4 separate regions of the Mus musculus genome follow, and all the other regions are linked to region 4. Evidence: chromatin loops called from intact Hi-C (ENCODE). Cell type or tissue: heart. All regions are shown on one strand. Each heading gives the region's core, and the rest is flanking DNA. Links, peaks and the distances in the headings are about the cores only. Region 1 overlaps Gm36019 (a long non-coding RNA gene). Region 2 has its middle 8.2 kb from the start of Gm36267. Region 3 holds the start of 4930520P13Rik (RIKEN cDNA 4930520P13 gene). Region 4 holds the start of Gm35618 (a long non-coding RNA gene).

Region 1 (8,109 bases), core at 1,393-6,392, 290 kb after region 4:
TAAGTGCTGTCAGCCTTTACTGGAAGAAAGAGGCCACATGAAGACAAGGTCTGTTATCATTATTAAATTGTTTGGGTCTTTATTAACATATTCATGAGGCTATTCAATTTAAAATATATTTCATTTCCTTAGCCCAGCAAATAATTCTCCCTTTCTTAGGACGGCTGCAAAATTTAATATAGAAGGGATTTCACTTGGCAGCTTGTGTCTGGAAAATGCGGTTCAGAGCTGCAGAGCGTGTGACGTGTGTGACGGAGGAGTTTATCTGCAGTGCCGAGAACAGGAGTCAAAATGCCCCGCCCCCTGAGCAAGCCTTCCTTTGCTGGAAGCACAAGTGCCCCTTGCAGCCTCTGCAGGGTGTGTGCCTTTGGCAAGTGAATGGTTTGACGCCTTTGTGCCGCAGCAGCTGACTACTCTCAATGGGGCTGTGACCCAGGGCTTTAAGAAGTAAATGGTGTGCCAGTAGTGTTTGGGTCTGGCCTTTCTCCTTTCTCCTGCGGGGAAGGCAGAGTTTCTCAATGGCTTGCTGCTCTTTGGCCAATGCAAACTCACTGTTCTCTGAGCTAACTGTGGTGCTGAAGATAGGCTTAATACTGTCTCCAGGAGCGGAACATTTCAGCACCCACATGGGTTTATAGCTGCTTTGGGCTTGGGGGAAACAGCATCCCACATACACAGGAGAATTACTCTGTCTCAACAGCTTCACAGGAGGGAATATGGACTTTTACAAAGGCACATGTTGGGGTGCTTGCATGGGCAATAGAGAAACAAAAAAACCATGGCAGCCCAGAGAAAAGAATATATGCAACCTGAAAATTCATTCTACCTCTGAGGCATTGGGACCAAACCTCGGATGTCAGGCATCTGTCTGGATTCTCTAATTCATAAGAGGCTGAATCATTAGCAACATTAAGCCCACTCAAGCTACTTAAAGCTTTTTACCGTATTTCATATTGAATGAAGACTTCTTTTAATCCAAATATTTAATGTGTTACGTCTGCTCATCTTTCTTACTTCTGATAATGACTACAACAGATATATCCAGCTAGACCTGTGAATTATCAAAACTCTGCTTAATCGCTGGTGAAGGACATATTCTCTACCACCTCCCGCCCCCACCTCTCCCATCTATAAAGAAACCATCGCTTAACTTGTCCTTGAACTATTTCATATTTCAGTTAATTAAAAGAATGCGGAGGAAGCCTGTCTCCCTGGTTTGGTGTGGTTAATTAACAAAGGTATTCAATATGCCACTGTAAATGGCATTCTGCTAGCACTTAATTAAAATAAATACAAAAACTTAAAGGAACAAACAGATTTTGGCACTGGTCTGTGGTTTCAGGGCCAGATTTTATGTGTGGATATAACGCAAGCATAGGAATAAATCTCGAGTCTGTGCCCTTAATGGACTGGCGTCTGGCCAGAAGCAAGGAGGCTACAGCAGCAGTTCCAGCTTGCAGGCTTTAGGAAGGCTTGCCCCCTCCCCTCCTACCCACCCCACATGGGAGTGGCTGTCACCAACCCTCTCCACATCCCAGGGAAGGGAGCACAGCTTGGTCCCTTTTCATCCATCCTTCTGCTGACAACCCACAGTGTGCAGGACAAAGTGTGTTTATTCACCATGCTTCACCATGGGACTTGGAAACATATTTTAGATATGAACTCGTTGATCTTGCTCATTCCTCCTCGTGCTGCTGCTGGCTGCTAGAATGGAGGATGTCTTCAGACTGACCCATCAGGAGACTGGAGAGGAAGGAAACTCTTGTGAATGCTTCCCCATCCCCCAGATTGGGGATCCCTCCAAGTTTGCCATAACTGTAGCAATCTAGATGGTGCAAAATGAAAGGACCTCCCCCCCAAAAAAAACCTCCACAGAAATCTGACTCTTGGATTTGGAAAGTCGATTCTTGGATTTCCAAACCATTTGGGAATCAGTTTTTATATATGAGTAATCTTTGGAACAGAACCACGTGGATACCACCCAAGAAGAGCTTCTATGCTGGAGTTTTTGTTAGCATGTATGTGTGTGCATGTACATGCTTGCAACTGTTTGTGTGTAAGTTGCACAAATGTACATCATCACTGTGGAAGAAAAAACCACTGCATTCCTTTCAAAACAACTATAATTAAATCGTATTTGTAATATATTAAGAGCATTAAAATAGGAAAATACATAATTAAGGATAGTAAACCTGTAAGCCTGCTGGGCAGTGGTGGTATATGCAAATCTCAGAGTTTGTGGCTAGCCTGAGTTCCAGGACAGCCAGAGCCAGTCAAAAAAGAAAAAGAAAAATGTATGTTAAACCTAACTCACTTAGATCACAATATAAGGAAGATAGCTGGGAACACGTCTTAGATATTTCAGGAGTCTACTATTTCAGCCAGAGTCCGTCTCATGTAATCATTGGTCCTGAGTCAGGAAGCCTAAAGTAATGACTTCCTGGTGCTGGTGGAGAAGATCATAGAGGTTGGGTTCTGCTCTCAGACAGGAAGCCTGAATCATCAAAACCTGAGGTAGATGCCCCTTCCATTTAGACACCTAACAGACCAAGCTTAGTGTTCATGGCAGCCTTCTGTGGAGCACTGTGAAGCACCGCCTCTCTGCAGAGAGTTTCATTACAGATGCCAAAGTGGAACCTGAGCCACAGGTGCTGTGAGGGGATTATGGCAACAGTGGTGGGTAGAGTGCAGTTGCTTCAGGGAGTACTAGGCTGAGAGCCTTACAGGTGATTAATACATGCAGGTGTGTAATATAGGCCTGCAGGTGCTCTGGTGTGCAGGTGTTCAAGCATATACGTGCGAAGATGGGTAGAGACGCAGATAGATATACGGGTACTCAGGCGTGTAGATATGTAGGTGAAGATCTATAAAAGCATATAGACACACAGGTGTGCAGGAATTCAAGGGTAGCTTGAATACAGATATGCAGGTATGCAGACAGTTGTGGGGCTGCAAAGCTGTGCCACTGTGGGGTGGGGGGCCAGTCCAGAGCAAGAGTGAGGTCAAGATATGTACAAACCTGATAATCTCATCCTGAGACTAGCAGGAGCAGGGCTGTTTCCTCCTTGCTCTGGGCCTGCATAAGCCTGTATGACCCCCATCCCCATCACCACCACCACTACCACCACCTCTGCCATCCTTGAGATAATCATGTAGCCCGGTGGCCCAATTACAAGTTAAACTTCTCTCCCTAGAAGATGTCCAGCAAGCACCTGGAACTCCTTTTCATGCAAATGAACCATTCCCAGCACCTCAGCGCAGACAATGATGTACACTCATCCCCCAAACACATACCTGCTTCCCAAGGTTCATATAAGCCTTGGACCCCCCCCCCCCATAAAGTGAGGTGTTTCACTGAAAACCATTTCTGGAGAAGGCTATTTCTCCAGTACTACTACTGGCTGAGATCCTGCTAACCCACCCATCCAGCTAAGCTTCATTCCTTCCAATCCAGCCTAGTGCCCAATGGTGCCTGGGTACCCCGAGGGCAGAAGCAGACCCAGTGGCAGGCATTCAGGTGTGTTAGGCATGCTGATATGCAGCTTGCGGGTATACAAATGCTCAGGTACAAGGTTGCACAGGCAGATAGATGTGAAATCACTCAGGCATTCAAAATGCATGGGAGTACAGGCATGCAAATATGCAGATGTGCATCCATGCAGACAAGCAGGTGTGCAAGGGTAAGCACATGAGCAGGTACACATGTGAGCAGGTGTGTAAGCACACAGGCACAGGCATGCAGGTGTTCAAGTATGCATTCATGCAGGCCTGTCGGTACACTGGTTGTAGGTATATGGCTATATAGTGATATATGTAGACACCTAGGTGTACAAGTTTACAGGTGAAACCATGTGCATTGCTTTGCTATGGTTACCAAGACACAATGCCACAGCTTTGGAGCCTATGCAATTGGCCTGATTATTTAGGGGGCTAGAGGTCTCCTGTGTCCAAGCTATTAGCAGGTTTGGATTCTTCCAGAATGTCTTCTTGATGCCTCTCCACATGGTCTTTTCTCTGCATGCTCCTGTCTGGTTACCTTCTATCTCTTCTTAGACAAGTCCAGTTGCATTATGGAGGAGCCAAAGAGTCTCACTTCAATTTTATTTCCATTGTAGCACATTTGGTCAGATTCTGATGTGCCCAAGGATCAGTGTTTCAAATATGAATTTAAATTAGAACCCAATTTAGCCTGCACCATTATGGAACTGGCCCTTAATCATGGGCTCCACTGAGATTACTACATATAGTATGGAGTTGGTCTTTGTCTTGTTACATGACTGGGATTTAGGATCTGTTGTTTTGCCCTTATCTAGTAATAGTAAGTAGGTTTCAGGTTCCAGGGTAGATTGGGAATCCTGCTTTCTAATTTGCGCCCCCTGGTGTTGGACGTCGGGATAGCACACGGCAGAGTCTAGTTAGGGCGATGACACACTGGTGTGTGTGGGAGGGAAACAGTCAGGTGCTCTGAACTGTAAGGTGCAGGGCAGTGCTGGACTTTTATGAAGAGGAGCATGAAGTGTCAGCAGCGACTGACACAGGACCCAGGGATTAAGTCCCTAGGAGGTGAGGTTCAGGGGTAGGAAACAGAAATCTTTGCAGAGGGTTGGGGGTTAAGAACTAAGTCCCAGGGAGCCCTCAGAGAGTGGAGCAGGGTTCCCATGGAGACTTGCCAGCGAGGCAGATTTGACTGTGGTGCCTGGGGGAGGCTGGCAGCTCAGGGGTAGCGAGGGTAGGTGGGTGAGGGGGCCCCCACAGCGCAACGCTACAGTGTGCTATCCCTCAGTGTCTGAGCCTGCGCTCCTTGGTGGAGATCTTTCCACCTGCCCTTCATGCTTACCCTTTATGCGTCTGACCGTAAACACAGACGGTGTTCTCGCTCAGCAGACGGCAGAAACACTAGTTTACAGCCTTGGCAGCACAAACCTGCAAAAAACCAAATGCCTTATTCTGAGGGATGCGTAATGAGTGCCAGTTTCCGGGAAGCGTCTTAGCATTGATTAAAAACACCAGAGCCCATGTGAGAATGATCCGAGCCTCACCCTGCTGTCTCCCGGAGCAGCTAACTACAGTCCCAGGAGGAAAGGCTGCTGTCAGCCCCGTGCTGCAAGCTGCATGGCGACAGGGACCTGCTGGGACTCCCTTCAGCTGCTTCTTACAGGACTGTATGAGGCCCGCGGGCATCTCTACATTAGCCCTGCAACTTCTTCACACAGCATCCACCAACTCCAGTCAGGTGACTGAACAGAGCCCCATTCCCCACCCCACCCCCAGCTGCCCAGCTTTCCCGAGTATGCCGACTAAAAATACTTCTGTAACTGCCATCATTTAGGAATTTAGTCAGTAGCAACATAAAAATAGCATCTACCTACAGTAGAGATCTTATCAAATTAGGGGTTCTATTTGTAATTAAAACAGAAGATGTTCATTCATCTAGTACAATACGTGATGCAGTGTGAATGTCAACATGGGTTCTAAAAGGTACTCAGGGCTAAGATTAAAATGGGAAACTTAATCATTTCTGAGTGGCTCAGACACTAGACAACTCTTACAGATGATGCATGTCCCTCAGGATCTGGCTGTGTGTGACCTTGAGAGCGTCTTCAAGGGCACAGAGGAAGGCGTGCACAAACACACGCTTACACACCACATACTATTGATTTTGCTTCTCTGCCTAGCCCACCCCATCCTCCTGGTTCCTTGTCTCCATTAAGCCTACTTTGTCCAGCCTAATTGACTGTCTCATTTTCTGCCTGTCACAGAGTTTCTATGCCAGCATTTGGTACAGTATACATTGTCTATCTGTATCTATGTCCCTAGGACATCTCCTGAATGAGCCTCCATATTCTCCATCCAGTTACCTAGGGGATGACACCATAGCCTGGGCCCTGCTGTACCCAGAGACAGAACAAGACAGGTGAGCTGCTGGATCCCAGAGGCCCTCCCTGTGCCCTTGGCGGTGAGTAGGTGACTGGGTAAATGAGAAAGTGAATGAATGCATAGATGCTCAGATGTCAGGTGAATGCAAACAACCCTGGGGCAAGTAGAATGAACTGAGACCCAGGTCATAGGTCAAGGTGCACAGGAAGCTCTTAAAGTCCACCCCGGTGCCTCTTCTCATGCACTGCTCTGCTTCGCAAGCAAAGAGCACAGCAAGTGCCTGACCACCTAGCTTCAGAATCAACTATTGACTCCCCTTATCGAGGGCTAAAGCCTATTTACCTTCACTCACACCAGTCTTGGCTTCCAGCTGTCCTAACAAGGTCTATATTCTTAGGGCTGTGTCGTGCACAGAAAATATGAGCATAAAGCATAAAACTCTCAGACCCTCTCGCTGTCACAGAGCATTTTTTTTCCTAATCTTAGCATTGAGAAGCCTCTATTGATATATATTATGTGATAAGTTAGTAGTGTTTGCCCACCCCTAGGTTAGGCAAGATTATATGGAAGACCCATTGTAAATGTGAGCAGTAACATTCCTTGGCTTTGATCTAGACTGCATCAAAAAGAGAATGCTATTGGAATGCAGGTATCCCTCATTCTGTCTCCTGACTGAGATGCAGTGTGACCAGCTGCCTCAGGCTCCCTGGAATGATGGATGGGAAGCTAGCACTCACAACCAAGATAAACTCTTCCTTCCCCAAGTTGCATTGGATTATTATTTTGACGGGAAATAATTGAGACAGAAACTCTCATAGGGAAGAGGTGGGGTTGCAAACCCTGGGCATGTGTTCCTTAGGCCTTTGGAATTGTTTTGTGGTTGAACCAGAAGAGTTTGGTACTTTGGGATAGAAAATCCTTAGCCGGAAGTAGAAATTAATGGACCATTCTGTTGGGAGCTTGGAAGTCAAGAAGCCAAGGGATATGTGAACAGCGGAGGCGTGGCTCATTAGGATGCAGAGGGGATCAAGGACTCCATCGGGAACTGGGTTAGGGTCATTCATGTGATATTCTGGCCAACAACCTGCATTCTGGCTGTGTCCTCAGAATCTTAGTGGAGTTGAATCTACAGATAATGGACAGATAGTATTTTAAAGTGTGCAGTTTGTAGATGAAGAAAAGGTTTTGAATAATCAAAGAAGCTTTCAAGAAAAGGGTCTGTGACCGTTACACAGAACTATCCTCTTCCGTACAGGGACATAAGTTGCCCAGAGGGAGAGACTCCACCCATCAAAGGGTTCAACTTGTGAAAATACAAACTTATTGAAAGAAGAGGGCTGGAGTGATAAATATTGGAGATATTCCCCATCCCTCAAAATTAACGACCCAGAAGTGTTTCTCCAGGTTCAGCAGATACAGCCATGGTCCGAGTGGGTTGGCTATATCTCCAGGTAGCAGCAGCATTTGACAAGCAAAGGGCACAGCAATTGCCTAACAGCTTAACCTCAGAATCAGCTACTGACTCCCCTTAGCAAGGGATAAAGTCTACTCACTTCCACTCACACCAGTTTAAGTCATTGCGTTATTACTCTTGGCTTCTAGTTGTTCTAACAAGATCTACATTATTTTTAGAGCTGTGTCATGAACAAAAAGTGTGAGCACATGGTTGACTGGTTTTGAAGGCATGAGGGATACAAGATTGAGGTGATCCTGGAGTCTTGTTTTATGGCTTTGGAGAGCAACTGAGGCCAGAAAGTCACTGAGAAGAGACCCTGAGAGGTCACTGTGTGAAGTTGCAAAGATGAAGCCCAAATCCAATGACGGTGGAGATGCCAGACTAGAGAGCAGCCACTAAGGAAAGCTACAGGCATGAAATGAAGCTGGTTTAAGAAGACGACTATGTATGCTGTGAGTCTTGGCAGAGCTTGAGAGATGGGGGGCTACCTAAGCACTTCAGAGCCTAACCAGTTTCATCATGAGTCCAAGATGCCAGACATGGAGCCCCAGGCTTGGTTCCTCTTTGCTGAGCTTTGGACTTGCTTTGATCTGTTCATTGCTTACAGTGCTCAAGTTTCCCTATTTTAAAATAGGATGGTTTGCTTTGTGCTCTTATATATATGATTTATATGTAGGAAGCATATGACTTGTTGAAGATATTACAGGAATTCAGTTAGGAGGTTGCTTTGCGTCTTGGGCGAGACTTGGATTTTGTAGTCTTGAACAGTGCTGGGT
Region 2 (8,109 bases), core at 1,273-6,272, 890 kb after region 4:
CTAGTCCTGGATATTGTAGGAACATTTACCAAACAATTCCAACTCATGGGCCACAGAGACTGCTTCGGCTAGCCACTGTTGTCTCCTGAGACATCAGAACTTGGCTGCTGAAGGAAGTTTTACTTTAATTAATCCTGATCTGTAGTCCAGCTGGGTCTGAGCTTTTGGACAAATATTTGCTTCTCTAGGGAGCTGTTAGAGACCATACCATGAGAAAGCGAGCCCTTCACAATCTCCCACCCTGACAAGCCAAATAGTCTCGTGCTAGGAGCCGGTTGTCACTCCCTCCTCCCTGTTCCCTTCCTGGCACCTGAGGCTGTAAAAGCTGAATTATAGTCCCCTCTTCCCTATCTCTTCCTGACTCTCATGACTTCCAAGGACATGAGTTACATCTGAGCCCGGCCTGACACCCCAAGGCTGTTAAGGAGGATCTATGTTCTGGAGATAAGATGCAGAGTGCCCACCGCCTGTCGCCTGACTTTGGCCCCTGATGCCCACTTCTTTGTTCTTTGTTAATTCCCCCTCAACCCCTCCCTATTCCCCTCGATGTATGCTTTAAAACCCAGCATTTCAGCCTAATAAACGGAGACCTTGATAGGTAACACTCTACTTGGTCTTCGCTTCTCTTTTCTCTTCCAATCTCATTTTCTTCAGGTTTGCAGTCCCCCTCGCACCCACGAATAACTGAATCCCGCAGGACGGAATAGGGAGCCACCTTCACACACTGTGTAAGCTGGCTCAGCATTTCCCACTTTGGAATACTTAGTTTCTCAGCACTTGCAGAATTAACATTTTTTTCTTCCAGTTACTGAAATCACCAGCTGCCAGGTCAGGAGACATCTCACTGTGGTGCACAGGACGGGGGGGGGGGGGGGGTGAAGCCTGCGCTTCCCCTCTGGGCCTCTGTGGGGAGCTTGCTCTGTGTGCCCACCTGCAACCTCAGGCAAGTCTGTTGCTCCCAGGCAGAAGGCTCTTGGGTCCATTTGTGCTCAGGGTACCAATGGCCTTTGTCCTCAGCATGCACCCTCCTGACCTGCTTTAGTGAGAAGTTGTAGAATTGGGGGCTCTCAATCTTATCTAGTCTTTGGCATCCTGGACTTGAGATGAGGACTGAGGAGAGGGCTAGCCATTTGAGGGATTCCCTAGAATTATAACCTGTGCTATAATTATGTTTGCTTAAGTTCACATCAAGTCCCCTTGCCCTTGCACACAGAAGACTTCTCTATTGCTCCTACAAGAGTGAGTGTAGCTCTGGGCATCAGAAGAAACTGCCCCATTTCTAGACTGGAGTTCATTTTTTTTTTTCCACACAAGCCCTAACATTCACATAAAAAAAACACATGATTTTGTGACATTTAAGTCAAGTGTGTGTGTGTGTCCCTGCCTGTGTGTATGTGGTGTGTATGTGTGTGAGGCATGTTTTAGTAGTGTGTCTGTGAGAGCACTAGTGTGTGTGTGGTTATTTTTTTATACTGCATTTTAGCCTTATAATTTGAAGCATGTCTTTGTGTTTCTAGGAGCTTCATATTGTCCTTCAAGCTTCTTAAAATTTTTATAATCTCTCCTTCTGGCACGCTCTCCTCCTCATGCCCGTATTAACCTCTAAACACACTGAGATCCCTGCTGCTTTGTATTCTGAGCCTGATACATAAACATAACAAATGCAGTCTCTTGACCCCATACACAGTCGTTTCTGTTGGTTGTCCTGGGCATTTTCTCGGGCTTCTCATGTTTTCACATTTGTAGGTATGTGAAGCCATGATCCTTGAAAGTTTGTCTATAACAATCCTTTCTCCCTTTTTTTTTTTGTGGTACAAGGTCTCCCAGGAAGGCCCTGAATTCCCAGTCTTTCTCCGTGCCCTCCGAGTTGTAGAATTACCAGCCTGTACCACCACCACATCCAGCTGCCGCTGGGCCAACGATGCCAACCAGTGAGCAGAGCAGCTGCTTGCCCAGCTCCCCAGCTCTTTCCCCACAAGAGCAACCTGTTCTAGCTCCAGCACTCCCTCTGTGGTCACCCCTTCCCTGTCCTTTCTCACCTCTAAGAAACTCCTTTACTTTCTGCCAGTTCACCTATGCAGGGCACAATTACCATCTGGTACTCAGTGTTGCATGGAATCTCGGTGGGAATCCCTCCTCCTCTGCCTGTCAGTCCTGCTGTCAACCATGTTGTTCATACCACCACATGGCCATGTTAACTGTGCACATTCAGACTCAGGGTAAGAGATGAGGCCCAACGTGTTAGCTGAGGAGCCTCTCCATCACCAGGTCTGCTGTGCAGAACAGAAGGGGCAGTGCTAGTCCATTTTCAGGCCACTCCTCCATCACAGCGGGAGAAAAATGAAGTGTTGACATGATTTCTACGCAATCTGTATTGAAGGATCTGTAAGTGTTAAGATGAATGCAGATGGCTATTATTTACCTATCTATCTCTTTAGCAGTGCTGAGGACATGCCCTGGGCCTTGTGAATGAATGCCAGGCCAATCTCCACCAATGAGTCACGTTGCTAGAAAAGTAAGACTAAATTTAAAAAATGTATCATTTCTACAAACTCTATTATCCACATTCAACTTCAAATAATTCAAACAATAAAAATCTCCACCTTGATTTCTAATTTGAAACTAATTACTGAGAAGAAATAATTATCTCAGATGACTAGACATTGTTATTTAACTATTGCTTGGGATCTTGTGAGTGAATCTTTGATTGACTAAATCTGTGTGAGACTGAGTTAATTTAGAAGCAACGTGCTGACTCACTTCTGAAATTACACAGGGATCCTGCGAGATGAGGTATCATCTATTTTGAGATGGAAGTCATCTTCTGTAGGGGAAGGACACACCTCAGGAGTGGCACACATGGTGGGGTTCTGAGCAGAATGCATCAAAAGGGTGATTTCTGTATTGACAGACAGACATTGTCTGTGTCCCGTCTCTCACTCCTCTAGCTCATATGCTACAGTGATGTTTCACACAGCTGGGCTGTGTGCAGGACCTAAGACAAGCAAACAGACCATGCTCTTGTCTTTATGGAACCAATTTGCTTCCTGTGGTCAGCCCAAATCCACTTACCTGGGCAGAATAAATAGCATCTTTCTGTCTCCAGAAGATGGAGGAGCCAGCTGCCAAGCAAGCCACAAGCCTCTCCACACCTGTTCGCCTAGCCTTGTTCAGTTACCTGAAATGCCCAGATGTGGGCCCTGGAAACACATCTTGCCTTTGGTGAACAGGTTGTGAGGCCCAGAAAGCGAGCTCTGCAGCAAGTGCCTTTTAAGAGACTCTGCTGCCACCAAGTTGTAGTCTGCTCACGCCTCAGGCTCTAGAAGCAGGTGTAGGACAACAATCTGCCCTGAGGAAGACAGAGGGGTTGTATTACTTGGTTAGAAGAGAGTTTGCATTCTCTCTCCTGCAGCGAAGTTGAGAGGGTCATTGAACTACAGCCTGAAGCAACTTCAATAGTTAATGAGGTGTGCTGTGATACTCTGTATGAACCGGACCCTGGCTCACCCTCACTCACAGTCAACAGACACAAACCAAAGTTAAGGCAAAGCAAAGCAACCTAAACTTTCCCATTCTGGTAGGATACTTGCTAGTTCTGTGAGATGCCACAATGTCAGACTCTCCCTGTGCAATGGGACAATGACTATTCCTTCAGGACTTTGTATTCCTTCTGAGTGTTAAGGCTCACACGATGTTTTGAATGACAATTATTAAAGACTATTGACAGCCTTGTGAGGCAGCTCATACCCTTAGTCCGCTGAGGAGGCACAGAAGGAATGAGTAGGAGACCAACCTGGACTACACAGTGACTTCAAGCACAGCCTGGGCTACAGAGTGGGACTATGTCTCAAAAACTATTGTGGTTGACCTGTCTTGCTACGACTTTGCTACATACGAGCATGAGGTCAGAGGCCTGTCTCCAACTCATTCTGCACCTGAACCATCCAAGCCACTGTCTGTGAGAATTCCAAGGAAGCCACACTGTAACCATGCTTAAAGAGACATCTAAAGTCTCAATGCTACCTCTGAGGTCCCTCCCTGGATCCTTAGAGGCCTGGTCATATCTGCTTTACTTCTGAAGAAATTCTTCACATCATCTACACCTGGCCACAGCAGTGGACTCTTTCCTAACATGGGAAAGGCTCTGGGTTTGACCCCCAACACAGCAAACAGATGCATAAGAGATAGGGGAAGGAGGACGACAATGGAGGTAGATTGTCTGAAGGACCTTTTGTTTCCTAATGTGTTCTCAGTGGTGGCCTCCAGACCAAGGTGCAGAGTGCCCCCTGCTGGGAAGTCTAGGTTGCCAAGGCAGATTTTCCACTAAAAAGGCTTGTAGGAACTACCAATAACAATGCAAAACTAAAGAAAATAAAAGCCTTGGGTGGCCAGGCACCGGGATCTCTGTCTTGAGGGTTCTGTCTACACAAAGTCTTTATATGTCTACACAAAGTCCTTTCTGTGCAAGAGCTCAGCCATACTGTAGAGTTTGAATGAACAGGACATGACGTAGAACTTGTGAAAAACTGAAATACTGCCAGATGGATTGGTTTTTTTTTTTTTGCTTTTGTTTTTGTTTTCTTGAGTGCCTTTAAAGGAGGTATACTTTTAAAGGGGGTACGCATTTAAAGGGGATAGGCTTTTAAGAGGGTGTGCCTTTAAAGGGTGTGTGCCTTTACAGGGATGTGCCTTTAAAGGGGGATACACATGTAAAGAGCTGGAGGAAACGTGAAAGAGGGATTGCTTTCTGGATTTTTATCTTGCTTAATTTCCCATGCCTCACCAAGGTTCCTCTTTAAAAGTGAGTTGCCAGACTTAAGTTTAGGGGTTGCATTGCAGGTGTTATCAACTGAGGGAACAGTTGTCTAGTTGGACCAAGGCCCACTCAATAGGTAGGAATCCATCCATGCCTGGCTCTGTGCAGCTAGCCAACCCATAGCTGGAGAGGCCAGAGCTGAGAGGAGAGCCACTATTGCTGCTTCCTAAGCCAACATGTCTTTTATCTGTTCTGCATCTGTCCAGGTGAGTGACACTCTCACCGTTAATTAAGGAAGTAACGGAGACTCTTAGAGAGGCGCACACCAGTTAAAATGCAGAGAATAAGGCACTGTGTGTTGGGGGTGGTGAAGGAGAGGGAGGCTGCAAGTGCTATATAAAATCCTAAAAGGGATAATAAAACTTAAAGTTACACAAAATCATAGCAAGACCCAGAAATTTTATTTTTCTCATTATCAAACAAGTGTCACAAACAGAGAAATATGACTCTGGACCATGGCTGATGTGATGAGGGTTGAACTCCATTCTCTACAAATGCAAAACGAAAGGGCCAGGAAGGAGGGCCCTATAGGTTTCCTTAGTAGATTTATGACATGCCTGTTGGGCACATTCTGAGTGGATACTGTTTGCTTAAGCCACACTTCACCATCTCTATTCTGCAGTGGATACACAGCAACCACCTCAGAGGTGGCTCTGCAGCCAGCATCAAACACTTGCTTCTTCTGCAAACTTGCCTCCTAGCATCTCATAAGGAATGTGTTTGCATTTCAAAGTACCAGCAGCTGGACCCAATTCTAATTTGAGGGTTTGCTTACTATTTTAGATTTAATTTTTAAGGTATCCCCATGTATGAGAAAGTGTGGCGTGAGTGTAAACTGTACAATGTTTGGGATAAGTCAGACACATACCCTGTCATCATTGGTAGTCAGTTACGTGCTGAGCAGCAGCACCCCACAGACTCTCCTCTCTGCCCATCATCACTTTACTCTCAGCTTATATAAGCAGCTTTTCTATGCCCCACAGGACATCATGGAACTTGGTTTTTCTGCACCTAAGTTCACTTAACACAACATCCAGTTTTATCCAGTCACAGCAACACGATTCTTTGAGCATACATCCTATTCTCTCATATGCATATAGTTTCTTTGCACATCAGCTGATCAGCTGGTGGATGCTTGGGCTTGTTTGTAGCTCCTGGTCACCGTAAATGGAACTGTGGACCAGAGGGTGCAGCTGTCTTTGCAATAGGCTGATTCCATTTTTATTTGGGGGAGGGGGGGCATATTCCCCAGGAATGGTCTCAAGCTTTAAGAACATCCTTACCGGAATGTTGATTTCAAGCCACACTCATTACCCTATCATCCGGTTTCACTGGCAATAGACACATATATTGGGATGGAGTGAGAGACAGCTTCCTTTGACTTTGACCTACATTTTTCTGGCGATTAGTAGTGACCATTTTATCGTGTATCTATCAGACATTCCCACACCTTCTGAGAGACATCTGTTTGGGCGGCTTGCCCATTTTTAATGGGTGTAATGATTAATCTTGATTGTCCATTTGATGGGATTCAGAGTCACCATGGAGACCGATCTCTAGGCGTGTCTATGTGGGATATAGATTAATGAGGTCAGCTGAGATGCTAAGACCCACTCTATGTACGGTTGGCACCATTTCCATGAGCTGGGGGCTCAGAATGAATAAGGAGTTATGAGCTAATCATATGCCTTCAGCAACCTTTGCTTACTGGTTGTGCATGCAATGTGGCCAGATACTTCACCCTCCTGCCGCTATGCCTTCCCCACCACAGTGGACGGTGCCCCTTTGGATTGCCGTAGAAATATCCCCCCTCTCCCAAGTTGCTTCATATCTAGTGTTTATCTTAGCAACGAGAAAAGAAACTCTTTACTTGGATGCCACCTTCTTACTTCCTTGCATGCTCTTCATATTTAGCCGGGATTGATGCACTTGTAGGTGAGGCCTTCCATTCTGTAGGTCATTTCTTCAGGCTGTGTCATTGCTACATAGTTGACTTTGATGTGATCCCTATTATAAGTTATTGTGTTTTGCTTGCCTATGTTTTTGAGATCTGATAAGAAAAAAAAAAGCCAGCAATCTCCCCAAAACCCATCTATTCCAGTGTCCTGAAGTGTTTTCTAGTTTTCATTGACTAGTTTGTTTTATGATTTTCCATCTGTTTTATTTTTCTAACTAGTAAACATAAATATCCCATTCCCAACACGACCTGTTGACTTTTCCCCACTGTGCTCTTTCATAACTATGTTGAGCTGGTTTAGATGTGGGAGTCTGATTGCAGATTTCTCTCATTGATCTGTGAGTCTGTTTTCACATTAGTACCATCATGTGTTGACTACCACAGCTTGATAGTGCTTTATGCTAAGGCAGCACAATGCCTTCTGCATTGTTCTTTATGCTCAAGACTGCTTTCCTATTTGGAGGTTTCTGTGGCTCTGAACAGAGAGTTCAGACTAGAGGTTGTACAATTGTATAGAATGTCCTGTTTGTTCTAGATTGCAACGGATTTCAGAGATTTTTACAGTAGTGATTTTTGGACCCTGTGAACACAGGGTAGCCTTTCTATCTGTATGCATCAAAAACTTCTTTTTGGGGTGTTTAGATTTTTCATTTCTTTTGTTGACCTTATTGCCTTTGGTGGTGTTGTCCTGATTTGCTTCAGATATCCCATGGTCGGCAAAGGCAGTATTACTGAACTTTGAATGCTATTTTCTTTGTTTTGAGATTTGTGCATTCTTTAGTCCTAACACTTCTTTTTTTTTTGTAGATCTCTGTTTACAGTCACATTATGTGCAGTGACAGTGACCTTCCTCTTTTCCAATCTTACTGCTATTTTCTTCTTTCACCAGTCTGATCCCCCTGGTCTAGGACTTCTAGAATGGCAGTGAATGGCGGTATCATTTTCTTGCTCCCATTTGAGAAAGAAAATGGCCAGTCTTTCCTAATTCAATTTAACATCAATTGCTGGTAATGGTAACCGTGCTTTGTTGACACTGATACGTTCTTCAGCACCCAGCTGGTTCAGTTTCATCTGCAGGGATGTGTGTCTTGAACCTACCCAGAGATCTTCACGGGCTTCATCCTCTACAGAAGTGGTAGGCTGGCCTGTGAGTCCCAGCAGGAACTGGGGAAGGGCTGGGGCTGGCACAGTAGAGAGGCTGGTAGCAGGAGGAACCCAGGGGTGTATCTCGCCGAGCCTGCTGAAGATCTAACCTCCTCCATGAAGCAGAGTCCTTCATAAATGCTGCACCCATGCCACCCATATGGAATTCTCTGGCCTTTGACTTTGTCTTCAG
Region 3 (8,109 bases), core at 2,018-7,017, 540 kb after region 4:
TTCATCATAGGATAAGGGTAATGTAGTTATACTTGAATTAATATAAACAGTTGAGAATATTGGCTAATGACATATGAACTAGGGGATCAGGCAATATTACCAGTAGACAATAATAGCTGCTATTCATTCTATCTGGACAATCGATTGTTACACTAAGATTTCCCGTACATAATTTTGGTTTAGTCCACCCTACCCTCCTGCTAGAATACATGAGATATCCGGAAAAAAACAAACTGAAGGTGGGGATATTTCAGGGGTCGATTTGAAACACATTGCAAACATTAGGGAAAGAAATGCTTTGAGTTGTTCCTGGTATTCAGAGGTGAGCTGGAGTTAAGATTCAGTGTCTCCCCCTTTCATTGTTTGAGAATGTCAGGTAGTGCCTGCGTATAATGTGCCTCGGAAGAACCAACCCACAATTCCCTACTCTAAAATTACTTCCTCCAGTTTCCCTCCACAACTTCACCTGTTCTGTTTTTAAACCCACTAATCTACTCAGTACTGCACAGGAATGTAGTACTGCCTGTATGCACAGGAATGTAGTACTTTATGCACAGAAATGTAGTACTGTCTGTATGCACAGGAATGAAGTACTGTATGCACAGGAATGTAGTACTGTATGCACAGGAATGTAGTACTGCCTGTATGCACAGGAATGTAGGACCATCTGCAGGAGCATGGGTAATCTCTGAGTGACCCATCAACGGGGAGAACTGATATTCTCTCCCCCAGCAGCCATCAAAAACAGCTCCTTGGCTAGGGGTACCTGGTTTTGCTAATAGCATGGCATTGTACACTAATTCTTCACTGTAGTCACTACCACACATTAAAGATCTAGAAGTGGCTTGCCCATGAATTACTTAGGCAGTTGCATTAAAAAATTCATCTTCTGCTTCAGAGATCATGGTTTGTTAATAAAAATTAGGACACTTGGATGTGTGCTTATTTCCAGTCTGGTCATGTAAATAGTAAGTGTGGACTGAATATAATGAGTGAGCTCGATGTAATGACTGTTAAACTGACAGCACAGATTTCAGGATTATTAATATAGGGACACTGTAGCAAATGGTCAGGGGTTTGTGCCCAGTGGTGTATATCATGACCTTATTATAGAATAAGGCATAATAGGTGGGGAGGGAGTTTTTGAGTTCCAAAGACTGGGTTCCTATAAGTCTAGAAATAAAATGGATTACACATCTATTGTTTTCTGTATCACACCAACCTTTACTAGACATGGTTTATGCATAAAGGAGAGTTGATATAAAAATAGAGATGGAAATTGGCCCCATACAGAAAGTTAGTTATTTCATAATAAATGTACTAGTTGGTTATATCAAAATTAAGGGCAAGATGCTCAAGTTTATAAAACTGTAGTGGTAAGAAAAAAAGTTCTAACTATAAAATTGCAAACATTTCTGGATGGAGGGCATCATGCAATATTCCTAGGGGTGGTGTGGGTGTTAGGGCACTGACTACATTAATTGATGTGCTTTGCCGTAAAGATAGAGCAAATGGTCCTGCAGTATATTCAATGTAGGGTGGTGTTAATTCTGTTAGATCAAACGGTGCCCTGCTGGCGTCTGCTAGTGGAGAGATAAATCACGTTGTGGCTGGGGTCATCTCGGTAGAAGTAATAATACGTGTACTTGGCTACAAATCAGCATCCGTGGGATAAGTGGTCTATTAGTTGACCTGATAGAATGACCACCAATGTTACGCCTGCGAGCCTGAGCTACAGCACATGCATATTTAGGAGCTGAGACCCACTCCAGTCATAAAGCCCAGTAGACTGACGAGCTGAAAGTAGATAGGGCAAAATCTCATGGCTTACGTTTATTAGGAACGCAGCTATAAAAGGTGGAATCTATATAGTGCCATGGTAAGGACTAGGGTTGGGGCAGTTATAAAATATTGCATTGGTGATAGATTGAGGAGGGCCCCAGGGAACAGAGACAGTAGGCATATACCCCAATACTTTTGACTAAATTGAGGGGTGTTGTGGAAAGAAAATTTTAAATGATTAATCACTTCATTAAATTATGAAACAGTCCTCAGATATGTTCTTTCCTCCTGTCCAGGACTCAGAGACAAGATCATGCCTCTGCAATATTCCCCAGGCCAGCCAGGCATTTCCAGAAAACACAACTCCTAAATTTAAAGGATTGGTGAGTCTAGTGAAGAGTGGTTGGGGTCTGCAGTAAGTGGTAGCTTTAAACTTTAAATAAAGGTCTCAATTCCATTTCAAGTAGTCAAATGGAACTTGAAAGAATAAAGTACAATAAGAGAGGGGCACACACACACACACACACACACACACACACACACACACACACACATAGGGCAGCGGAAGTGGGGGAATAAAGGGAGTGGGAGAAAACCCCCGCATCCTACCAGAGTTCTGCCAGGGTTCCGGAGCTCTGGGAGGAGACTCTGAGGACTGCCGCAGGCTTTCCACACAGCCCCAGGTGGGTGTCTGGCTGTGGGAAGCCACAAACCCCAGCCCGCAGAGGGTGGACAGGGGCAGTCCGAAGTCCCTGGGCCTCATAGAGACCAGAGATAACAGGTTCTCAGTCTCGGGCATCCCAGAGGCCATTGGATGCCGAGGAAGAGCTGAGAACAAAGTGGGGGCCCTGGGGGTGGCTGGTCATTCCCCGGGGCAGAAAAGAGCAGAGGGCAGAGAAGGCCTTCTGGCGGGAGGTTAGACGCAGCTCTTTAGGTGAAAGCCTATTCCATCATTCAAGCGGGCCTTGATGAGCGGAGACAGTCTATGGTTTTAAAGTTTTATTGTAGAAAGGCAGAGAAAAGAGAGAAGATAAAAGAGAGAGGCCGGTCATGGCCACATGGAGAGAAGGGAGGAAGGGAAAGAGAGAAGGAGGGCTAGAGATGAGAGTAAGACAGGTGAGAGCTAAAGAGAGAGAGGAGGGGCGAAGCTCCTTTTATAGTTGGCTGGGCTACCTTGCTGCTGCCAGGTGATTGTGGGGAGGAGCATACCTGGCTATTGTTAGGTAACTGTGGAGGTGGAGTCTAGCCAGAATGCCAGAAGCTTGGGGCTTTGTGTGACTTACAGTCACAGAAGTATGGATTTGGGGGCTCTGTGGTGTCGGGCATCTGTCTTGGGAACGTGGCTCACTGTTCCGTCCCTTGTAGAGTTTTCTACTGGATCTTTGGAGCACGCCTTGCTCAACCAAAACAGGCTGCCTTTCAAGGTCCATTCCCGACTCCTGGACACTCCATCCCCCCCCCACTGCCCCCCGCCCACAGGTAGAGGGGAGAAGGGGAGAGAGACAGGGACAGAGATTGGGGCTTGAGGAGAGATTAATTAGCAGCCATTTTAATAGATGGGAACAGACAGGTGAGAATGGCTGAGAACTCTCTACTTTCATGACGCAGCAGCCCCATCTTACCTACCCACCCTCTCTTTCCAGTCTGGGGATTGATGTGAATTACCCTGGGATCATCAGTAAGCTCAGAGGCAACACACGGAGAAGGGAGGGTGGAGTTTTAAATCCTACTAGGCAGGAAGGGCAAGCTGCAGACCCGTGCTGAGGATTCTGTCCTGTCTTTTGGGGAGTGAGTGTCCTTACAGAGTCCACAGACTGCCCTAGTTAGGAAGGTACAGAATGGCACTGTGGACTTCAGACAAGCAAGGTTACAGATGAAATTAATTTACGGACATTTGGCCCTTGTGGCTTGCTGTATATATGTCATTCTCTAGAACCTTCCATAATTCTCTGTGGAGAACTCAGAGGCGTCCTTTCACACAAGATGTCAATGACAGGCACAGCCGATGCATGCTGGATACTGCAGAGCAAGGACATTCTCCTCAAAAGGTCTCAGCTCACCACCCATCGGGCCACACTAAGGTTTGTGTGTCCTGTCTGTCTCCTTCCAGAAGCAAACGGCTATGGCACAGTGTAAGGAGAAAGCTGATAAAGAACAGACTTTTAGCATGAAAAATGGCTTCTTGCACTAATGATTCCACTATTACTTTATGAATCACAGTTAAAAGCTAATGTGGGGCTGAATAACTGTCTATAGTTCAAGGGGGAAAAATATAAGAAATTCCCCCAGAATATTTCTTCCTGTTGCTGTTTTGTCAGATTTAAAGAACAAAGAAATGTCCTTCCATTCTGCTTTACCTCAAGGAACCAAGAGACAAGAGAGAGTCCTGGTTGCCCTGTGTGCCTTTGACCTGCCTGACAGGCTAGTTTGCTCCTGGTGACACACTTATTGCTAAGAACAGCTAGAATGGCGGTGGGTCGGGGCAGGGATATGGATCTGCTTGGGTTAGGATTCGATTCTAGGGATTGGAAAATTGCGAGTGAAACAAAAGCACAGCAGGGACCCAGTTAGGGGGAGGAGGTCCTGTCAGGACACTGGCTGTGTGCCCACCATACCAGAATGACCCTTCAGACTCCAAATTTCTCTCCTTTCCGGTGCCCAGGAGGAAGCTGTCAGGCTGGATGCATTGGGACTCCTTTCAAGTATCTTCAGGCCTGGCTCTCCCAGGCAAGCGGGGTTTGACCAGGCCTTCAGATGCACCCTGGGCAGATTTGATACTCGTCGTTAGCCTACCCAAACATCATTAAGGACTGGGTATCCTACTCAGGTGGGGGTTTGACCAGGTCTGTAAATGCAGCCTGGGCAGGTCCCGGACTCCCTGGGAAGTTGAGCTGGGCAGAGGAAAGGCAGGCCTGCTATTTGCATGCCAATTAGTGCTTCTTATGAGGAACGGTCTGGGCTGACTCGGGTCCAGGGAAGGTGCCCACGGCACAGCACTGATTGGCACAGGCTAAAGCCAATTCTGACGGCAAACGGCTGGCAGATGCCACCAGCGCCATGACACACACAGTGCAGTGACACACACAGCCAGAGCCTCGACAGATCTCTGCGCTCTCGCTCTCCCTCTACTGGTTGGAACCGGTGCTGCGCTCTGTGCTTGAGGGACCCACAGGATTCCTGCAGAGAGCCTGAACACTGCTGGGCAAATGTCTGGGGAGGTGGTGTTTAATTGGGTGTCTTTGCATTCTGTCCGTTCAGTTGCTGCCACGAGCAATCCTGGAGGGCTTCTGAAAATAGTCTATTCAGAACTCCTACATGTTAAGGATTCTTTTCCTATGGCTGTAGCTGATGGTCCCTGAGCCTAGATGTCATGGCCCGAAGAAAGCCAAGGGAGTGGGTGCTGAAGGGTTAACGTGTACATGGAATAGGGAGCCAAAGACTAAACACTGATACCCACAGATCCTCAGACTCCTGCCTGGAGATCACAGACTACCAAGCCTATACATGCTCCATTCCTGAGACTGGCACTTCCAGTCCAGTAGAAAGCAGAAACCACACAAAACATCACTTCCCTATGACCATAGTGAGATCTCAGCACAATGGAACTCTTCTCTCCAGCAACCTCCTCAGACCCAGTCTGCAGATCTTCAGAGCCATGCAAGGTCTATCCTGCTGCTTGCCTGGACTGGTACCCACAGTTGAAGAGTACTTGTACCTCACTCTTTGATGAGGGGAAGGGGGTGTTGCTAGCTATGGAGTATTCTCTTCCACAGCACTCATCCACCTATGAGCTAGGCCAGTCCTTGGATTTTATCTTTATCTATAGTCAGGGAACCCTGAACACTGAACTGATAGTTAGACCCATTACTTGTGATTCTGTCCATGAATACCCAGTTCAGATAACCTTCCTGGGGGAGACAGTGTTGGCTTTTCCTACCATAGGATACTAGACTCAAAAGTTCTTTGCTGACTATAAATCTGGACTTCAACAATTGTCAGAAGCAATATGAGTGGCACCTTGTAGACAAGGATAGTGAAGTGAGAAGGTGACGAAGGGAGACATGGACTCCCCAGACGTTCCCAAGTATGGGAGAAGAACAACCATAGCCATGCGGGTAAAGTAAAGCATGGTTTTGACCACTGGATGCTCCAGAATGGAAAAACAGTGCTTCCTTGGGGTTTCAGGAAAGACAATGTCTTAATCAATATTCTATTGCTGCGAGAGATGTGATGACCATGGTAACTCTTATAAAAGAAAGCATTCAATTGGAGGCTGGCTGACAGGAGGTTCAGAGGCTTTAGCCCATTGTTATCATAGTGGGGACCATGACAGCATCCAGGCAGACATGGTGCAGGAGAAGGAGCTGAAAGCTACATCTAAAGGCAGGGAAGGAGATCTTACTGTGAGCCTTACGTGGGTCTTTGAAGCCTCAAAGCCTAAGTCCAGTGAAACATTTCCTCCAAAAGCCATATCTCTTAATCCTTTCAAACAAAGCATGACTACACATTCAAATGTATGAGCCCATGAGGCCATTTTATACAACCACATTCAGTGAGAATAAACCCTGAGAAGAGGCTGGCCCAAACTCTGAGCCACATTTGAGATTACCTGGGATAGAGCAATGGTAGTAGCTCCCAGTCATACCTGTTTGCTAAGAATGGGATCCAGAGTCACACCAGCCTGTGGCCCTAAGCAAGCATCCATCAAGTGGAGAGACTGGTATTTCCCCCATCTGCCTCCTGGTTCCACTTAGTATCCAGACACGAAGAACACTTGTCCAGCTCTGTCAGCCCTGCGCAGATCAGGGTTTGGGTAGCCAAGGGAGCCTCTACTGACACAGCTAGGCACATCTGGGCTAGCAGGACTGCCTGTGGGGCAGGCAGCAACTGCAGCGCACATCAGCCCTAGAAGCATGGCGTCCTTTTGGCCATCCCCTCATGTTTTTCTAAGGCCATACACTTCAAATGACAGGTACCACACAGTTTTAAAATGTCACTCTATCATCATGGTTAAGGGAGAGGAGCAAGTTTTAGCTAATAAGAAAAAAAAATCAAGGCAGAACGTATTATGGATTCCTCGTCCAATTTCAACTTAGACCTGTCTGACAATTATCACCGAATGAGAAGGAAAATCAAACCAGAGGAAGGGAATCTGGCGTATTGACTTGGTGTCCTCTGGGGACCTTTGCAAGAGAGTAAGCTGGCATTCTCCCTCCATTTTATATTTCTGTCAGTCTTGACTGTTTTTGGTGATGTTCTCTGCCCCTTCATAATCCCATACTCATGGGTCAGCTTCCAGGAGGGTGTGCTGTCTTTGGGGGAAACTCACCTGTAATCTCTTGTATCAGTCTTGATTGTGAGAAAAAAAAAAGACAAAGTTATCATTTCCTGAACCAACGGACACAGGTTGTTTTATCTTTTGTGCTATACAGTGGAGCAAGTCTCTGGGGATGTGAAGACAGAGTCAAGGTTGACAGTGAGTGAATGTCAAGAGTTAACTATTCACAAGCCTAGCACCAACGGGGAGACAAATGTGTTCAAATGTCAGAGCCCACGGGACACATTCTCTTTCAAACTACCACAGAAACCCCTCTAGGAGGGAACCCATGGGAAGATACGGTTTATTTGACTTAAGATTCTAAGCTACCGTGGGTCATTTAGGGGAAGTGAGGGCAGAAACTCAAGTAGTCAGTCACATCATATCCATAATCAAAGATAATAAATGTATCCTTCCTTGTGACTTTCTTAACCCTTATACAATTTAAGGCCTAACTTTAAAACTAGCACCACCCTCACTGGTCTGGGTCTTCCTATCTCAACTAACAACCAAGACTGTTCCCCACAGACACGCCCACTGGCTAACCTGGTCTAGAAAATTCTTCACTGAGACTCTCTTCCCTGGTAATGCTGGGTTGTGTCGAGTTGGCAGTTAAAACCAGCCAGCATAGAACTCTCGAACCACTTTCTCTCTGTCCTGTAGTAATTATTTTCTATTCCTGTCACTGTGGACTTCCTGTCTTCATAAATAAAACACACTGGAAATATAATATCCGATCCAATTACGACTCCCACAATTCAATACCTCTATCCCTTTTTCAGTATGCAGGGTGAGGGCTACAGAAACCAATGCTGCTTCTGTGAGCTGCAAGGCCTGTCAGTTACTCCTCGGCTCCCTAGTGCAATCATGTTCCTGATGCTGTAGCTCACCTCCACAATGGAGATATATTGGATGAGCCAAGTCCAACCTTGACATTGGCTTCCAAGACCTATTACAGTGTGACCATGCTTCCCTTGCTGGTCCCGTGGGACATCTCAGGAGTGCCTGAC
Region 4 (8,109 bases), core at 2,066-7,065:
CAGCTGGTGACTTGGCAAACATTTAATTACTTAGAGCAAACAAGATGGAAGAAAGACCAATTATCAGAGAAAGATGCTCTTTAACAGCTGGGAACTAAGTTCCCAAAGAGTCAATTGATTTCCCACTGAAATTCTGGGTGTGGGGGTGTCTGAGACCAAGAGGCACCATTCTGGTCCTCCTTGCTCTTCTTTCTCCCATGAACAAGCCATTCGGCTGCTGACCTGACAGTATCTGGCACTCATAGGTTTGGGAACTGACTATGAATGCTGTCCCAGGGGTTGCCTCCAGCTCCCTACCTCTCCCTACACAGGATGAAACCAGGTAGGATCCTGGAGTGCAGATGGGAGGCTGGTGAGAACTAAGAATGGGCAGTGCTCCAATGAGAGGATGATCTGCACATTTCAGAGCAGGGGAGGAGTGGGGGAAGGAGGGAGTGGGAGGATGGAGTGAAAGAGGGAGGAGAAAGGGCAAGGAGGAGGGAGGGTGAGGGTGAGGGGAGGAGGGAGGGCAAAGGGGAGGGAGGGCAAGGGGGAGGGAGTGAGAGGGAGGAGGGAAGACAAGGAGAAGGAGAGAGGGAGAGTGGGAGGACAGAGAGAAAGGGGGAGGAGAGAGGGCAAGGGGGGAGGGAGGGGAAAGGGAGGAGGAAAGGCAAGGAGGAGGAGGGAGGGAGAGTGGGAGGAGGGAGAGGGAGGAGAAGGAAGAGAGGGGAGTGCTTTGCTCTGCAGGTGAAGCCAGGATGTGGACATGGGAACAAATTTCCATGCTGGCAACAAAGCTTAGAATGTGTTAGGACTGAGGAAGGTGGGTGGGGAGGCTAGTGATGACCAGGCAGGTGTGGAAGTGATGCAGCCAGAGGCCAGGTGTCCTAGTTTCACTTCTGTTGCTGTGACAAAAATCAGCGCAGGGAGAAAAGTCTTTAATTTCATGTTACATCCATCATTGCAAGGAAGTCAAGGCAGGACAGTCACAGCAAGCCCATAGCTGAGAGCAAATGAGACCCAAAGAGACCAAATGCATCCTTGCTTTGTGCTTCAAAGTCAGCTCTCTCTTCTCTCATATTGCTCAGGACTCTGCATAGAGAATGGCGCTGCCTACACTGGGCTGAGTTGTCTACATCCATTAACAACCAAGATGATAATACTGGCCAGTTTTGTGTGAACTTGACACAGCTGGAGTTATCACAGAGAAAGGAGCTTCAGTTGAGGAAATGCCTCCATGAGATCCAGCTGTAAGGTATTTTCTCAATTAGTGATCAAGAGGGGAGGTCCCCTTGTGGGTGGTGCCATCTCTGGGCTGGTAGTCTTAGTTCTATAAGAGAGCAGGCTGAGAAAGCCAGGGGAAGCAAGCCAGCAAAGAACATCTCTCCATGGCCTCTGCATCAGCTCCTGCTTTCTGACCTGCTTGAGTTCCAGTCCTGACTTCCTTGGTGATGAACAGCAGCATGGAAGTGTGGGCTGAATTAACCCTTTCCTCCCCAACTGCTTCTTGGTCATGATGTTTTGTCCAGGAATAGAAACCCTGACTAAGACGACAATTCCCACAGACTAATCTGATTTAGGTGAGTCCTCTCAAATTTGGGGGGGGGGGTCTACTTTTGTTAATTCCTCCCTTATTTTCTGAGACAGGGTATCTTCTTAAACCTGGAGCTCACCCTTCTAATCAGACTGGCTGGCCAGAGAGCTTCAGGATCTTCCTCATCCTCATCTTCTCCAGTACTGGGTTTCAGGTGCACTGGCCGAGCTGGCTTTGTACATGGGTGCTGGGGAGCTCTTGTCTTTATGCTACTGCAGTAGATACTATACCTACTAGGCTACCTCCCCAGCACTTAGCTGTCTGCTTTGTGTGTGTGTGTGTGTGTGTGTGTGTGTGTGTGTTGAGGACTTAACTAAGGTCTTGTTTGTGCTAGGCAAAGTTTGTTCAACTGAGCCATATAACCAGCCAGTTCCTGTTTGAATTTAACCAGTTAGTGGTGTTTGTTAGAGCATCTTCAGGGAACTAGCATGATACCAAGGGCACAGTGGTAACTATGACCAAGGCACTGTACACGAATCTGTATTTTCCCATTACTGAAATTCCTTGCTGGTGAGGTGGGTCCCTTGATACCCTCTGGCAGTTAGTGCCTAGGGCTGCTATGGGAATTGACATTATCTGACAAGATCCTAGTATGAGTGACAGTTCTGAAGTACTGTAGTAAGACGCAGAGGGAATTCCTCTGGGGCAGAGGAAATTCTCTTCCTTTTCACTCCTCTCCTTTTTCTCCCCTCTCTTTCCCTCCCCCTTCTTTTCTCTTCTCTTCTTTTCTCTCCATCCTTTTCTCCCCATCTCCTCCCCTCCCCTCTCTTTCCCCCTTCTTTCTTCCCTCTCCTCTCCTTTCCTTCCTCCCCTTACTGAGGGGAGAGGCGTCATTCACCATATAAACACTGTGATAATACATTAATATGAACTTTACAGTTAAAAATAAAGGAATTTGTTCTTTGTGTTCTCAGTGCCAGAAATCTGAAGTTGAGATATCAACAGAGCCAGTCCCTTCTGGATACACAAGGCAGCAGTCATGGACGCCTCTTTACCGGCCTTTGGTGCTCAGTCATCCTGGCAGCTCTTGGTTCATGGATTTACCTTTTCAGTGCCTGTAGGCTGCAAGGGCAGTTTACTCTGTGTCTGTGACTGTGGGTTCAGCGTATACCAAATATGATCTCATCACGAGTTACTTTGTATCTGTGAAGGTGAATTGGGTATTAATGTACATGTTGTATGAGTTAGGAATTGGCTATGTCTTCTATATATTACATATGTAATTATGTATGATATACATATACTTTTCTTCATGTTCTAAGATCGCACCCACCTTTCAGCTGCACCCTATGTATGTACTTGCATGGATATTTTCATAATATATGATGGCGTAACCGGAGTCAGCAGGTCCCCATATCCTGCCCCCAGCTTTACAGTGAGGACCTCAGAGTCTGAATTTAACTTTATGTTATAATTCTCTTCTGGAAGTGAGGCCTCAACTTTTCTCGGTAGGGGATATCAGATTCAGCTTCTTTGAAAGTCTCCCTGAGTCAGAATGGAAATGTGGATAAGCTGGCTGGGAGCTGAGGCCTTCTGAGAGCAGACACAATCATCAGTGACCATTGACCAGACCTATCCCAGTGACCTCCAAGGCTCTTCCAAGTGCCTTCTTTTAACACACAACTGACAGGGAGATTAGAAGCTGAATGCTTGCTTTGCTTTCTATGACAGAATAAATTTTGACAAACTGGTCTCCATTTTTGACATCCGGATATGGAGATGTCTGGTTCTTGGATGCCAAAATGTCCAGGGCTCTGGACACAAGTGGCAGAGGACATAAGACTCCCAGCAGGTGAGTTCCAAGGTCTCCAAGAGATTCTGTGTCACAGAGAAGGAGGAGAGGGACCAGGGAAGTGCATGCTATGCTGAAAAGTAGTATTTCATGGAAAAGCACCATTATGTAATTCAGAGGCTAAATCCAGAAGATAGTCTCTGGAATCAGGGTGGCCCAGAGGAACAGTATATGAGAATATACATTATGAAAATACCATAATCAACCCATTGCTTTGCTTGATAATGGAAGCATTAATGGGAACCACACAGGTTATCCGTGCACCTGTGTATCACATAGTATTTGGTCCAAGAGGGAACTGCTAGTTGCTGATGCTATTTGAAAAGGCGTATAACTTTGGAAACTTTTAGCTTGGCATGTCCCCTAAAGTTAGAGTCAGATGTGGCTTTTGGATTGACGCGATGTAACGTTTTAGTGACAAGGGAAAGTAATTGACCACGTTTAAGTAGAATCAGATTAGAAAAATCAATTACACTTAATATCCTGTTCCTGTCTCTAAGCCTGTGTGCTTCTGTGCCCACAGCTCCCCCTCTGTGGTGTCCGTGGAGGTGAGAAAAAGACGGGTCTGAGGCAGTAGCAAAAACAGGAAAGGAAAACAAAAGGAAATGCTCACACATGCCGCTTAGAATACTTGAGTTTGACGGTCAAAATTATAGGAAGTAATCACACCAAATAACTAAAAAAGCCTTTTGTAGGTGACCACACATAGGTTTTAAAAGTTATTCTTTACCCAGGATCCCATGGCCAGTAAGGTGAAAGCCAGTCCAGGCTACAGTCAGGCAGCCGAGGACAGAATGAGGTCTGTCTCAAAACTAGACAGTTGATTCAGAACTGTCTAGGTTGCCACCCTGCGGCCTCTGTCCAGCATTGCTGCATGTCACATACATAATCTGTTCCCCCGAAAAAAGTAACAGCAACACAGTTTACCTCCTCTTGGCAAACAACTTGAGTGTAGCCTTGATTTTCCTTCTACTTTTCCTGTTATTAGAAAGATGCGGCGTGTGCTCTGATGTGAGAACAGACTTCCTTTATACAACACATCGGGTCAGTCAAGGACGGCTCCTGAACATTTATATCATTTCCCTGCCCCAAAATGACACCAAACACACCTGAAATTGTTATCAGGGTCCAGGTTCCATACACTTGCTTCAAGAAAATGATGTCTCTGGACACGGGGATGCCAGCTAACACCAGCCAACTTTCAGACACAGCTACATCTGACCTGTGTGATACTGCGTGCTTATCCTCCGCCCACCCTTCCACCCACTAGGGGTCGCTGCCCGCGCTTGCTGATTTGTGTCTCTCATGCCTCAGACTGAGACTGCTGCAAGAAGAGTAGCCTGACTCCAACAGCCATCACTGGCACCTCCTTGGCTGCACCCAGTCCTTCCATATACATCAGGCAATGAGCTTCCCTCTTCCCACAGACTGCCCGTTATGTCACAGGAGTCCTCAAGAAAAGGCGCTCATGCCAAATTTTTGTTTTGGAAAGCACGAACCTGGGTGTCAGAGGCTCCGTTCACCGACATCTGTGCAGAGTAGGGGAAGGCAGGTTGTGCCACTCCACAGCGCATGCCCAGCTGATCCCAAACCCATGCTTTCAGAGCTTAAAAGAAAAAAGAGCTCATTATTAGGGAAAAAAAAAAACCCAACCTACTATGAATATTGTTAAGGACTGAGAAACCCTTCCATTAAAGAGCTTAAAATAGGACCCCGACTTGACTTACATACCAATGTAAAAAAAAAAAAAAGAGCTGAAGTGCCTTTTAAATAAATTATGCTTAAGATATTTTTAAATTGCCACTTTTGGAATGGCTGTGCCCTAGGTCTGTGTAATTCAGTGCTGTTGTAGGCTACGTCTAGTGCTGAGCACAATATTTCAATTATGTTGAGACACTATATGAAGCTCTTCAGCAAAAATGTCCACACAACTTTACATGAGAGTGCAGTGGAAGGGGAAAACCCTTCCATCTAGCATGGATGCCTGATTAGATTTCGTTCAGTTACATTGTATCGATTTGTAAGGAGCAGACCCGTACATGCTTGAGAGTTCTCATTTAGCAAGTCATGGTGAAGTCAAAACACAGAAGGGCATGACAGAGCAGAAACTGCTCCTAACTGACGCATCTCAGAGGATGACACACGGGGAAACCCTGGAGATCTCAACTCTCGCCAGGCAGAGAACTCCAGGGGCGCAGCAGATGTTCCTGGCGAAGACATTTTGTTTATCGGTTTCAAAAGCTCGCTTCCCAAAAATCGTTATTTTTCCCACAAGGGTGGGGTAGCTTTATAGACGGGTGCACTCACCACGTTCCAGTGACAAATACTTCCTTCCTCGACATTGTCTGAATGTGTACATTCTATTTTTTCTGAGGGCTACTTCGGAAGACATTTGAAAAGTGATCACTAAAATGTCAGAGTGAATTATGGGGCTGGCTTAAAAGTTCACAGGAACCTATGACATTTAGCCAGCACCCCATCCTACCATTGTCCAAACAGCAACACTGTTTGTGACGTAAAGTCATATAGTATCAAACCAAGCAACAAGGTTACAGCAGCTCTGATCTCAGCCAAGCTCAGGTCGTTACCAGCCATTGCCCAAGATCTAGAGACACAAAACAGCTGCAGGTCTACCAAGTGGGGCCATCCCACCTCTTCAGGGGAATTGGCAAAGGGCTTTCCCTCTAATTATGCACTCCTTGGAGACCCGTTAGGCTTGACCCCTGTGCTACTTAGGGTTACTATTGTTGTGACAAAATCCCATGACCAAAAAGCAAGTTGGGGAGGAAAGGGTTTATTTGGCTTACACTTTTACATCAGTGTTCATCACCAAAGGAAGTCAGGACAGGAGCTCTCAGAACCTGGAGGCAGAAGCTGATGCAGAGGCCATGGAAGGGTGCTGCTTACTGGCTTGCTCCTCATGACTTGTTCAGCCTGCTTCCTCTATAGAACCCAGGACCACCCACCCAGGGATGGCACCACCCCTAATGGACTTGACCACCCCTTATTAATCACTAATTAAGAAAATGTCCGTGCGTGGTGGCGCACGCCTTTAATCCCAGCACTCGGGAGGCAGAGGCAGGCAGATTTCTGAGTTCAAGGCCAGCCTGGTCTACAAAGTGAGTTCCAGGACAGCCAGGGCTATAAAGAGAAACCCTGTCTTGAAAAACAAAACAAAACAAAACAAAACAAAACAAAAAAACCAACAACAACAAAAAAGAAAATGTCTTACAGGCTATGTACAGCCTAAACATATGGAGATAGTTTTTAAATTGAAGTTCCCTCCTCTTCGATGACTTTAGCCAGGGTCAGGTTGACATGAAACCATCCAGAACAGCCCCTGGGTCCATTCTTCTTTTGAATAGATTGTAGGAATCCTGACTACAATCTTGTTTCCTCTTGGATCTTTGAAGCCCTCCAATTTCATCTGTTTGACCAGCACACTTAGCTCCCATGTTTGCTCAAAAGGCAAGCAAATCCCTCACTCATTGCTTTCCCAAGTGTCAACACTTTTTGCCTTTCCTAGTTCATCAGTCACGTGTCAGATGAGTCCGAGGGTTTAATGATACTTAATACTGTGTGAACCAAAGGCTGTAAAAATAGTGAGGCAGAACATAGTAAAAATAAGTAGGCAAATCCCTAGATAATAATAAATAATGATAGGTAATAATAGTATTCGATAAGGATAATAGTTAATAGATGATAATAATAAATCTAGATAATAGTAAATCTCTAAATAATGTCTCTAGATCTTGAACAAGTAAGTAAGTAAATAAATTAAAAAAGAAAGAAAGGACAGACTGTGGTTACAAACCCCTCACATTGGCTTCCCAAAGCTGCAGTTGAGGAGGTTCCATCCACATACCTCCTGCTTTAGAGTGGAGCAGATTTCCCTGGGTGTTTCCCAGACACCGTGGAGGACTGCTGCTGTATTGATTGAATGTTAGGAGAAAAGTATGTGCTTGTGTGTGCCCATGTGAACTGTCTAGAGGTCTCATGAGAAGCACCACAAAGTGGTGCAAAGCTGCAGCACGGCAGCCTTGGCTTTGACCCAGGCCAAGCCATGGATTCTCTGGCCTTGACACCTTCTCTGTAGAGAGCATCAAGGGGATGCCATGACCACACTCACACAGTTGGCACATGACAACTCGGTCCCCACAGAGCTCACTCCTCTACAACCCTTCACACTGTCAGAAGGGCTCGGCTAAAATGCTGACATGTAATTTCTATACACAGGGCGGCTTCTCATGTATGCTGGGCAGTCGGGTTGGGCTGTGTCCTTCCTCTGAGATGAGGCCTATGAACAAATCCTTGAAGATGAGAAGAGTCAGGAACCATGAGCATGCACCATGGGGGCAGTGAGGAGATGGATCACAGTCTCGGTGAGGATGGGCACAGCCTACTTCTCTCCTTCACTCAGCTGTGGATGGACCTCACTTTCTCAATCCAAGTCTCCTGTTGAGGGAGTGTCTGGCTTGGACAAATGGCGAGAACTTGAGTGATGTGGTCTGTGATAGGGTTACCTCTTCTTATGAGTTACTCTTATTGCTGCCTCTCAAACTCTCATGTGTCCCACGTGTGAGAGGACACTGATGCCATGGGGAGCCTTCAGGGCTGATTCAATGCATGGGATTGGCTGTAAACGAAGGAATGGAATTACAGGATAGTTACCATTTAATTACCGTGCTTGTTAATCATGTTCTGTTCACAGCATGTCACTGCATGAGAACTTACCAGATGCAGT

Evidence for each region. Hi-C counts contacts between places; a loop is a spot of excess contacts. Peaks named below come from ENCODE experiments on the same cell type or tissue, not always from the same donor. Only the 100,000 strongest peaks of a DNase experiment are listed, where the experiment ranks them.
Region 1: it touches region 4 in a loop (7-fold over the local background); 16 of 42 quality-filtered maps call a loop at or near these places.
Region 2: a loop joins it to region 4, with 12 times the contacts of the local background. A loop is called at or near these places in 27 of 42 quality-filtered maps.
Region 3: a loop joins it to region 4, with 5 times the contacts of the local background. A loop is called at or near these places in 6 of 42 quality-filtered maps.

Annotation. Positions count from the first base shown.
Region 1 is chr13:69,987,049-69,995,157 of GRCm38, forward strand. It overlaps Gm36019 (a long non-coding RNA gene), which reads left to right. Exons shown (of 4, transcript XR_382628.3): 3 at 5,818-5,914; 4 at 7,510-8,109. Among named protein-coding and RNA genes, the nearest start is that of Gm36019, 7.5 kb to the left of the region's middle. In heart, for the core only: a CTCF peak has its summit at 4,389 (motif pointing left); no DNase peak of the experiment used is centred there.
Region 2 is chr13:70,578,430-70,586,538 of GRCm38, forward strand. No RefSeq gene overlaps it. Among named protein-coding and RNA genes, the nearest start is that of Gm36267, 8.2 kb to the left of the region's middle. In heart, for the core only: a CTCF peak has its summit at 4,317 (motif pointing left); no DNase peak of the experiment used is centred there.
Region 3 is chr13:70,229,716-70,237,824 of GRCm38, forward strand. It overlaps 4930520P13Rik (RIKEN cDNA 4930520P13 gene), which reads left to right and starts at 3,107. Exons shown (of 4, transcript NR_036596.1): 1 at 3,107-3,206; 2 at 3,716-3,863. In heart, for the core only: a CTCF peak has its summit at 4,911 (motif pointing left); no DNase peak of the experiment used is centred there; H3K4me3 peaks cover 553 bases; H3K27me3 peaks cover 970 bases.
Region 4 is chr13:69,691,884-69,699,992 of GRCm38, forward strand. Gm35618 (a long non-coding RNA gene) reads right to left here and starts at 5,900. Exons shown (of 4, transcript XR_001780995.2): 1 at 5,673-5,900; 2 at 4,865-4,971. Gm40993 (a long non-coding RNA gene) reads left to right here. Exons shown (of 3, transcript XR_873639.2): 2 at 1,068-1,234; 3 at 2,488-3,270. In heart, for the core only: a CTCF peak has its summit at 4,634 (motif pointing right); no DNase peak of the experiment used is centred there.